2 separate regions of the Homo sapiens genome follow, and region 1 is linked to region 2. The links are chromatin contacts, found by Hi-C or POLR2A ChIA-PET in ENCODE. All regions are on one chromosome and are shown on one strand. Each heading gives the region's core, a stretch centred on a gene start or an enhancer-like site at or near the end of the contact. The rest is flanking DNA. Distances are from core to core; before and after follow the strand shown.

Region 1 (4,306 bases), core at 1,358-3,857, 53 kb after region 2:
ATGCAGGCGAGGGAGGTGAATGGGGGAGCTGGAGTGAGGATGAGCCACAGAGGGCCTGAGACCAGAAGGTTTTAGCTGATTAAAAGATCAGCCAGTGTTGCCAGAGAATCCGAGGGACAACCTTGGAATCTAATTACAAAGGGACAATGCTACATAAACCAGTCACTTAATCAGGCAGAGATGTTTGACGGACTTAAAAAATGAGTACACGACATGGGTTTTAAGAAATGAGATGGCATATTCATTAATGTTTAGGCCAAGTTGCCATCATAGCAGCTCTAAAACAGTGTCTCACAAAAGATAGAAATTTATTTCTCCCCCTGCACATGGGGTCAGTGGCTCTGGTCCATACCGTCACGGTCTGTGCTGGTGGGTGGCTTCAGCATCTGGAGCCCCAGGCTTCCCTTGGTCTTCAGCCATTGTCCTCTCCCACTGCCAGTGCTTCAGGGCCAAGACCAAGCAGGGGCATGGGGCACATTTGCTCCTGTCTGACCCACTGGCGAGGTCTTAGTCACCTGACCACAGGCTGCTGCTCAGAGTCTGGGAAATGTGGTTTCTTGTTGTGGCTGAGTGCCCCGGCCAATAGTCCCTGTTACAGAGCTTCGAAGCAGGGGAGGACAGGCTCGGGGAGGGGGAGTTAGAAGTCACACAGAGGTGGGATGTGGTCTAGGTTTTTTTCCTGGGTCCTATTTGAAGAGTCTGCAAGTGCCTGAATGATGGAGAGCATGGTCGCAATGGCGAACACCAGCTGCTGACTTGGAGAGCTTGGCCTGGTCCGAGCTGCTCATGAGGCACTCTGGGGGGTAGACAGCAGCCGAATACCCTTTATAGTGAATTTTGACGCAGAAAGGATTTCCCCCCAAGTAAGGAGAGTTTTATCTCTTTTTCTCCCCTTCCTCCTCGTTCCCCATGGGCATATAAGTCAATGATGGATGGTGTTCAGGGCAGATTTAAAAGGGCAGAACCATGCAGACAGTCATCACAGAGCCAGCCCTTAATTATCCAGGGGAGGATTTTCCATGAGTGTTCCTCACCTCTTCCTCTTAGCGCCCTTTGGGAATGACAGCAGGCCGCTCTGCCGTTGCTTTTGGGAGACTTGGTAATGGAAGGGAGGTGGTTAAGTCCAGATCTAACCACAGGTATTGATCGTCGGCTTGGGCACAGACTTGGTGAAGGAGGAGATGGGAGATGGGACCCGACTCTAATGTGACTTTTTTTTTTTTTTTTTGAGACGGAATCTTGCTCTGTCACCCAGGCTGGAGTGCAATGGTGCGATCTTGGCTCATTGCAACCTCTGCCTCCTGGGTTCAAGCGATTCTCCTGCCTCAGCCTCCCAAGTAGCTGGGATTACAAGCATGTGCCATCATGCCCGGCTAATTTTTCTGTGTTTTTAGTAGAGATGGGGTTTCACCATGTTGGCCAGGCTGGTCTCGAACTCCCGACCTCAAGGTGATCCACCCGCCTCGGCCTCCCAAAGTGCTGGGATTACAGGCATGAGCCACCGCGCCTGGCCTCTAACATGACTTTGATCTTTGGTCGACTGGATTCTCCTGCACTCCAGCATTATGAACAAAAGCAAACACTCCGGCATCTCTATCCTCCTCCCCACTGTCCACCCAGGTGATGAGAAAAGTCTGTGTTCCTCATTTTGAAAATTAAAATTTCTACATTCTATGAACACTGAAAAATAGATGTGGAGAAAGCTGACTTAAGGCATAGTTTTCCTGATTGTGTTCTTTAGAATAGTAGTTTTGATATGCATTTCTTATAAATAAGACTTTTGTTCAGGTAACTGGGAAAAAACTACTTTCTGGGGAACAGAGTCTGTGGCGTAATGCCTTAGTCTGAGGTAACTTTTGGACAATATCTTAATTGGAATTTGGGACAATTTCTGGCAGGCGATGGAGATGGGCATTTTGACCTTCTCTGAGCATATGTGTGCGGTCAAACTAAAAGCGACAAGTGCATTCTCTGCACCTGGGTCCTGGGTGGAGAAGGCCAGGGGTGGCTGGATTCCAGGTGTGTCTGCTGCCAGGCAGGCCAGAGTCCCAGCGAGGCCAGTGTGTGAGGAGAGGCCACCTCTGAGAGTGGCCCTGACCCTGGGATTGCTGTGTAGACCAGGGCAGGCCTGCGAGCCAAGGCAGCACAGCTCACCCATGGGCCGGAAAGCAGGGCCAGGTATGAGTCAGGCTGTGGTTTCGGTGACAAGGGCTGTCTCGGTTGCCCCCACACTGCACCCCACAAGTACTTCCGGATGTGGAACAGGATGTGAAGGAGCTGAGGCACGCAAGGACTGTCGGGCTCTGTCCCAGAGATGTGCACGCCTGAGTCGGATGCTTCCTGTGGAGGAGCGCCCTAGTTTTCATCCCCTTTGGCTTAAAGCACATTTCTTATCTTTTTAAAACTAAGTGAAAGGCCCCAGATTGTATCTTCCTGTTGGCTAAAATGTGTGGGTGTGGGCTGTGAAGACATTCACTGTCAAGTCTGAAAACCAAGAATGGGGGACCATGATTTGGGGGAACCCTACCTGCATCGATTAGACATCTGCCCTCTGTCTGGCTCCGTTTCTGTGGTTCCGGGGAGCACTGGTGGCTTTGCTGCTGTCATCTGTGGAATTACTGTTTGTGACTGACTGCCCCACTCTGCAGGGGGCGGGGGGGGGCTTCCCGTCTGGTTTGAAGTGAGCCTTTGTTAGCCTGGTTTTCCTTTCCTTTTAAATGGAGATGTGGATACCTGACATTTCTTCCTTTCATCTGATATAGTTGTGGATATAAAGGAGTCAATAGGAACAATTATTTTGAGTTTCTGAGAATAAAAGCTTTCAGAGGTAATTATTATCTTAGGGATAATATAATAGTTATTATTATTATATAATATCTATTATATAACAAATCCCAAACTATTAGGATTTAAGCTCTTTCAGCTGCATTCCCCCAAGTTGGGGAGCTTTAACTGCAGATTTAAAAAATTCTAATACAAGGATATCCTCAGAGGCGCCTGGCTCCTAGGCCTTCTTTCCTGGGTGTTTTTGGGTACCAGGGGTGAGCCTTCTGGTAAGGGAACCACATATGTTAGGACAGATCCTGGCTGCTCTGTCTCTTGGCTGTTCGTTTCCTGGAGTGAAATCCCCAGCCTGTACCCCGCCCCTGCCATGGCCAGAGGGGCACCCTGAGGTCAGCTGCAGGCGCAGGCCGGGTCGTGGGCTTCCTCATTGGCTCAGCCTGCGCCCCGCCCCTGCCATGGCCAGGGGGTCGCCCTGTGGTCAGCTGCAGGCGCAGGCGGGGCTGCGGGCTTCCTCATTGGCTCCTCTTTGCTTCTCTGCTGGCTTGGCTTCATTGAGCAAAGCCATTTTCTCGGGCCCTTTGTTTTTTTAAGGGTCCCTCAGTGGACTGTAATTGTTAGGGCAAAATCATGTGTTTTAAGTGAAGAAGATTTCAGGTTTTAATTACCCTTGTCCATTAACATGGATAGTGTTTCTGTTTTATCTCAAACTTTTCATAAGATAATCATTTAAGTAACTTTAAGAATTTTTTTCTCTTCTTAGTTAGAACCTGGCCCATTAGATGAAACCCAGATCGCTACTATATTAAGAGAAATACTGAAAGGACTCGATTATCTCCATTCGGAGAAGAAAATCCACAGAGACATTAAAGGTAAGAGGACATCCGTTTTCATTCCTTTGAAATACTGAAGGTGGTGGTGGGGTTGCCCTGAAGACTTCTCAAGGGAAGGTGCTGGCGCCCATTTGTCCTGCACGTTTGCCTTGCCTGGGCTGGGCTGGCTTTGAGGGGGTCTGACAAAAAGTGTAGCCCCGGTGCCTGTGCTCGGTGGGTTCGCCACCCAGCCAGGGAGAAGACGCGCTTGTGGCAGTGCACGGAGTTGTAAGTCCGCACCGCCCAGGGCCGCCTTGGCTTTCTTTTGCAGCGGCCAACGTCCTGCTGTCTGAGCATGGCGAGGTGAAGCTGGCGGACTTTGGCGTGGCTGGCCAGCTGACAGACACCCAGATCAAAAGGAACACCTTCGTGGGCACCCCATTCTGGATGGCACCCGAGGTCATCAAACAGTCGGCCTATGACTCGAAGGTGAGGGGAGGGTGAGGGCGGCGCCGTGCCTCACGAGGCCTGGAGGGCTCCCGCCTTTTGTTCTTTAGCCTGGTAGCTTTTCTAAGTTGGAACGAAGCTGGTACCTTGAGGTAGGTCATAAAGGTAATTCTTCAACCTTGGTTATGAACAGTTTTCTCCTCTGTCTCCTGCTGTATCATTTAATACCCTGTGCTGATCCAGCCCACCATGATCGAGGTTTTTAA
Region 2 (4,182 bases), core at 1,019-3,518:
TTTATGGATGAATAGGCTTGCTTTAGACAAATTGTTCACTATTCCTTCCAGCACAGAATGCCTCTTCACATTTAATGGCCAGTTTAATTAGATGACATGGCTTTCCAGGGTATTTTATTTGTTTGCAGTCAGCTTTAGGATTTCTTACTTAGGGGAAGAATAATCTGTATTAAAAAATAGGAGATTGGCCTAAAGTTCAGCCATACTAAAAATCTACTCTCATTTTTACTCTTTGGAGACCCTGTCGCATTGTGTTGTACCTCGTATATTCTCAGTTAAGAGTTATGGCCAGCGAGTTAGTGATTTCCAAAAATGTCTCCAAAATTGAGTGCTGTTTTAAAGATGGCTTCCCATGTTCTTCAGTGTGCTTGCTGAAGATTCTATGCCAACTCTGGTGAAGGTGGTGGCAGTTCACCACGTTGCCGGCAGGTTTGATCCCGGAACAGACCTGTGAGCTCATTGTCCATTTGACTGAGAAGCTAAGAACTTGCTGGAGGTCTTGCAGCAGCGCACCACAGCTTTTCATTCCAGGGCTTTGGGTTCTTCTTTTGTGCCCTTGTGTTGTATGTTGCTGTCAGAGCTCCGGAGACAGTGATGGACCTGCTCAGTGTTTGGAGTCGGATGGCCATAGGTTCCTGTTCAGGCTCTGTGCCTGAAGACAAGTCACATAATCGTCAGAAAATGGAGCTCGTGCCTCCTCCGTAGAGGGCACCCGGGCATGACAGTAGCTTTGCTTATGGTGTCATTCTGCCCAGACCACATCCAAGACCATATCCAAGAGAAGAGTGTCATTACCTCTGACTGCAGCTGTCACCTAATCTGTGACACTGAGAAGGCCAGGAGCTCTGGCAATCTAGTTCCTTTATGGGGGTAAAAACGGAGCTGCCTTAAGTATTCCAGGTGTTTTACAAGACATTCTCTTAGATTCAATTAAGTTTCTCCTCAGAAATTGTTAGGAGTTCTCTTTACACAAACTTTCTGGAAGTATTTGTGTGTGTTTCTGTCTGGGGGCCACAGACAGAAACTGTCATGTCTGGTCCTCTTGACAGCTCTGTGTGTGTGTGTGCGTGTGTGTGTGTATATCTGTGTGTGTTTGCACCCACATACAGGGCCAGTGCCTTTTGCCTTCTTTCTTTGCCGTCATTTTTCCTGCAATTGGCCTTTTGTCTAACATCGGCTTCCTTCTCCAGCAGTGCCAGTGGAGTAGAGCCTTCTTTCCTGGGCCCTGCAGGTAGACCCTTTCTATTTTAAGAGGTTTAATGGTTACCTTTATAAGGCAATTTTAAAGGTCCGTGGATTTCTGCAAATTCTGGTAGCCATGATCTTGCCTCTGTAGTTCCCAGCATCATTTCTTAGACCTAGGAGCCTTTTAAGTTGGGTAGAGTCATTGCATTTGATGGCTGAATGCTCGTTCTGGAAGCCTCGTGTTAGGACCCCAACCACACCCATCCCTGGACCTACAGGGGCCTCTGGACCCCCCTGTTTGGTGGTTTGTTTGTCTTTTCCTCACCCCAGCCTCAGCAACCAAGGATCTATTCTCCACCAGTCAAATTTTGTCACCTTGAGAATTTTCTATAAAGGGACTCATACTGTATATGACCTTTGGCGCTTGTAGACAGTATTAAGAAGTTGGATGACAAGAGGGTAAGTGAGGGGATTAGAAAGGAGCTTTGGGGTTTAGATTCACAAGCTGAGTGTGACCTCAGTGTGAAGGGCAGTGGGTCGTCCCCAGTTGTTTTAAGCAGTGAAGGAAACCGTGAGCTTTTAGGAAGATCAACTCTGACAGCAGGTCACAGGCAGGTCTTGAAGTGGATCAGTTGGAGGCTGCTGCTGTGGGGGAGGGAGGGCCAGGCAGTGACCTGGAAGGGGCTGGATGGAGAGACGCTTCGGAAGAACCATGACGCGGTTTGCATGTTGGGGTGAGAGAGGAATGGGGGTGCAGAGGTTTCCAGCTTTAGAAATGGTAGGTAGCAACACTGTTAACGATGAAACACGTGGTGGGGGGCCTGGGGAGAGGGAGACGGCGGGTATGGAAGGGTGAGCTGGAATGGTAGCCACCAGCATGGGTCTGTGGGTGGTAGCGCCAGACAGGCCAACAGGTAGGTTTCCACCTGCGTGCCCAGTTGGCCAAATCGGTGGTGACTGGCTGGGGTGAGTAGATTCTGAGGCTCGGTTCAGCTCTAGGAGAGTGTTTGTGATTCATTAGAGATGCTTGCCAAGGCCAGAGTGGTGAGAGTCCGTGCCTGCAGCCAACTCCCCTTCCCTGCTCCAGGCTCAGCTTCCTTCCAGCATCCTCCCGCCCGCTCCAGTAGGGATAGTGGTGTGAGAAGTACCGGGTATTAGAGCACGTCACCCTCAGTTTCTTTTTGTTTTCATGGAAAAGCGTAGAGAAGCTTGGTTTCAACCAGAGTAGTTGAGTGTGGTTTGACTGTGCAAGTGGTACATTTGGAGCTGAGTAACACTGAAAGTTGATTGGTAATGCCACATGCATTTTTCATTGCCAGAAATGATCAAAAGAAGATGATGACAGCTATTCAGGTTTAAAAATATAAAATACTTCAGTCATCATAGAACAATTTTAAAGAATTCTTTCAAGGGATTATGGAATATAATAAAGTGTTGTGTTGTATTGTGGAATGGCCCTGCTTCTGAGCTGCAGAAGGGCAGAGCTTCGGAATTGTCTTTGTAACTCTTGGGTGGGTAATAGGATACTTCGCACTTGGGTTTTCTCCTCAAAGGAGCCGGAACCCTGGAGGCCTGGCTGGAGTTGCTGGTTTTGCCCCCCACCTAGACTGGGCTGAGGGGACCATGTTTTGTGAGATGAGAGGGAGCAGGAAAACACCCACCTTCTGGCGTTCTCATTGAGCGCAGAATCAGTCTGTAAATCAGAAGATACCTCCATCTGTCTTTCTCATTCATTTAGGTTTTCGCCTTGCAAGGTAGGTGTGGTCATGACATTGGCCAGGCAAACCCCCAGGTCATGGCCGTTCTGTGTAGTCTGTGAAGGGAGCCCGAGACTGATGGGCCCGGGTCTGTCCTGGACCTCCCGCCCTGGGCCAACCTGCATATCCTCATGAATGAGAGTCCGGTGGCCCAGTGGGAACCCAGGGGTCAGCCTGATGGAGACGGCTCTCTCCAGCTTTGCGGAGGCCTGATTATTAGCCTAGGGAGCTGTGGCTGAGGAGACCATCGCCCCCAGAGCTCTCCTTTTGCTTTCTGCCGTTGAGTCAGGCCCAGAGAGGTACAGGAGCTGGCGGGGCTGCAAGACGCCAGCATGAACTGGGGCTGCAGTCACAGCAGGGGACATTTGTTCCAATAAAGCAGGTGATGACTGTCCCTCCCCTTGTTTTGGGATTTTCGACGGTGTGCCTCTGAACCCCTCTGGTCTCCCGTGGCCGCTGGCTCTGCGTCTGTGGCTGGGTGGTGCTGGTGAGGCAGTGCTGGGCCCCCCACCTCCCTTGTGGCTCACCCGGTCCTGGTCCCGTGTCCTCTGCATCCAGGAGCCTCCCCGCTCAGGTTTGCCTGCGGGGCCTGTGTGCCCTCCCCAGTCGTTCAAGGCACAGGGGCACATGGAGGTGGGTTCAGAGAAGAGTGGGGAAGGGGGTGCCGGTGGCCCGTGGGAGAGTTGCCCAGGTGTGGGCACAGCCTCTGTGTCAGGGCTCCCTCGGATGCTCTTGACTCTGATCTGGCCTTTGAGGTCTTAACTTTCGTCCTCACTGGTGGCCCGCGGAGCATGATTCCCGGCACCTTGCCCCTTTGCAGGCCACATGTTCCCACCGCTCTAATTGGGGTGGGGTCTTGGCCACTGGAATCAGATGTCATCTCCATCTCTGGGCTTTTTAGATGAAGTGGAGGGAGAAGGGCAGACTTTTTTTTGGTATAGCTGAGGTCTCACTTTGTTGCCTAGGCTGGTCCCAAACTCCTTATCTCAAGTGATCTGTGGGCCTCCCAAGGTGCTGGGATTACAGGTGTGAGCCACCACGCCCAGCTCTGCTGTGTGCACACATACATGGGCCCTCTGATTTTTCAGTTATTCTCAGTGGCTGGCCATTCCCTGTGAAGAGTGATAGGCCCACATCTACACAAAATGGAAATAAACTCCAAAAGGATGCCGATGAGAATTACAAAACAAATTTCTACTTCCGAGTGTGTATCGATATATGTCACTGCCTCTTCTCAGGG

What was found. Hi-C counts contacts between places; a loop is a spot of excess contacts on that map. ChIA-PET counts read pairs that join two places held with the same protein, here RNA polymerase II (POLR2A). Pooled maps may share reads with other maps.
Region 1: a pooled map shows a loop between it and region 2 (4-fold over the local background). The contact joins two enhancer-like sites. A Hi-C loop is called at or near these places in 8 of 168 maps with a recorded cell type or tissue (B cell, CD14-positive monocyte, CD4-positive, alpha-beta T cell and 5 more), 16 of 37 single-sample maps with no recorded cell type and 17 of 50 pooled maps. POLR2A ChIA-PET finds 5 or more read pairs at or near these places in 15 of 52 experiments (CD4-positive, alpha-beta T cell, CD4-positive, alpha-beta memory T cell, GM12878 and 8 more).

Annotation. Positions count from the first base shown.
Region 1 is chr13:98,474,597-98,478,902 of GRCh38, reverse strand. STK24 (serine/threonine kinase 24) reads left to right here. Exons shown (of 11, transcript NM_001032296.4): 4 at 3,545-3,653; 5 at 3,925-4,082. Among named protein-coding and RNA genes, the nearest start is that of FARP1-AS1, 41 kb to the right of the region's middle. RefSeq lists enhancers at 1,374-1,668, 1,875-2,094, 2,245-2,394, 2,405-2,504, 1,546-2,745 and 1 more. Within about 2 kb of position 2,607, at least 31 of the 41 ENCODE cell types and tissues checked have a DNase peak (open chromatin) inside an H3K27ac peak, as active enhancers do.
Region 2 is chr13:98,527,002-98,531,183 of GRCh38, reverse strand. All of the region lies in intron 1 of STK24 (serine/threonine kinase 24), which reads left to right. Among named protein-coding and RNA genes, the nearest start is that of STK24, 48 kb to the left of the region's middle. RefSeq lists an enhancer at 2,129-2,298. Within about 2 kb of position 2,268, at least 2 of the 41 ENCODE cell types and tissues checked have a DNase peak (open chromatin) inside an H3K27ac peak, as active enhancers do.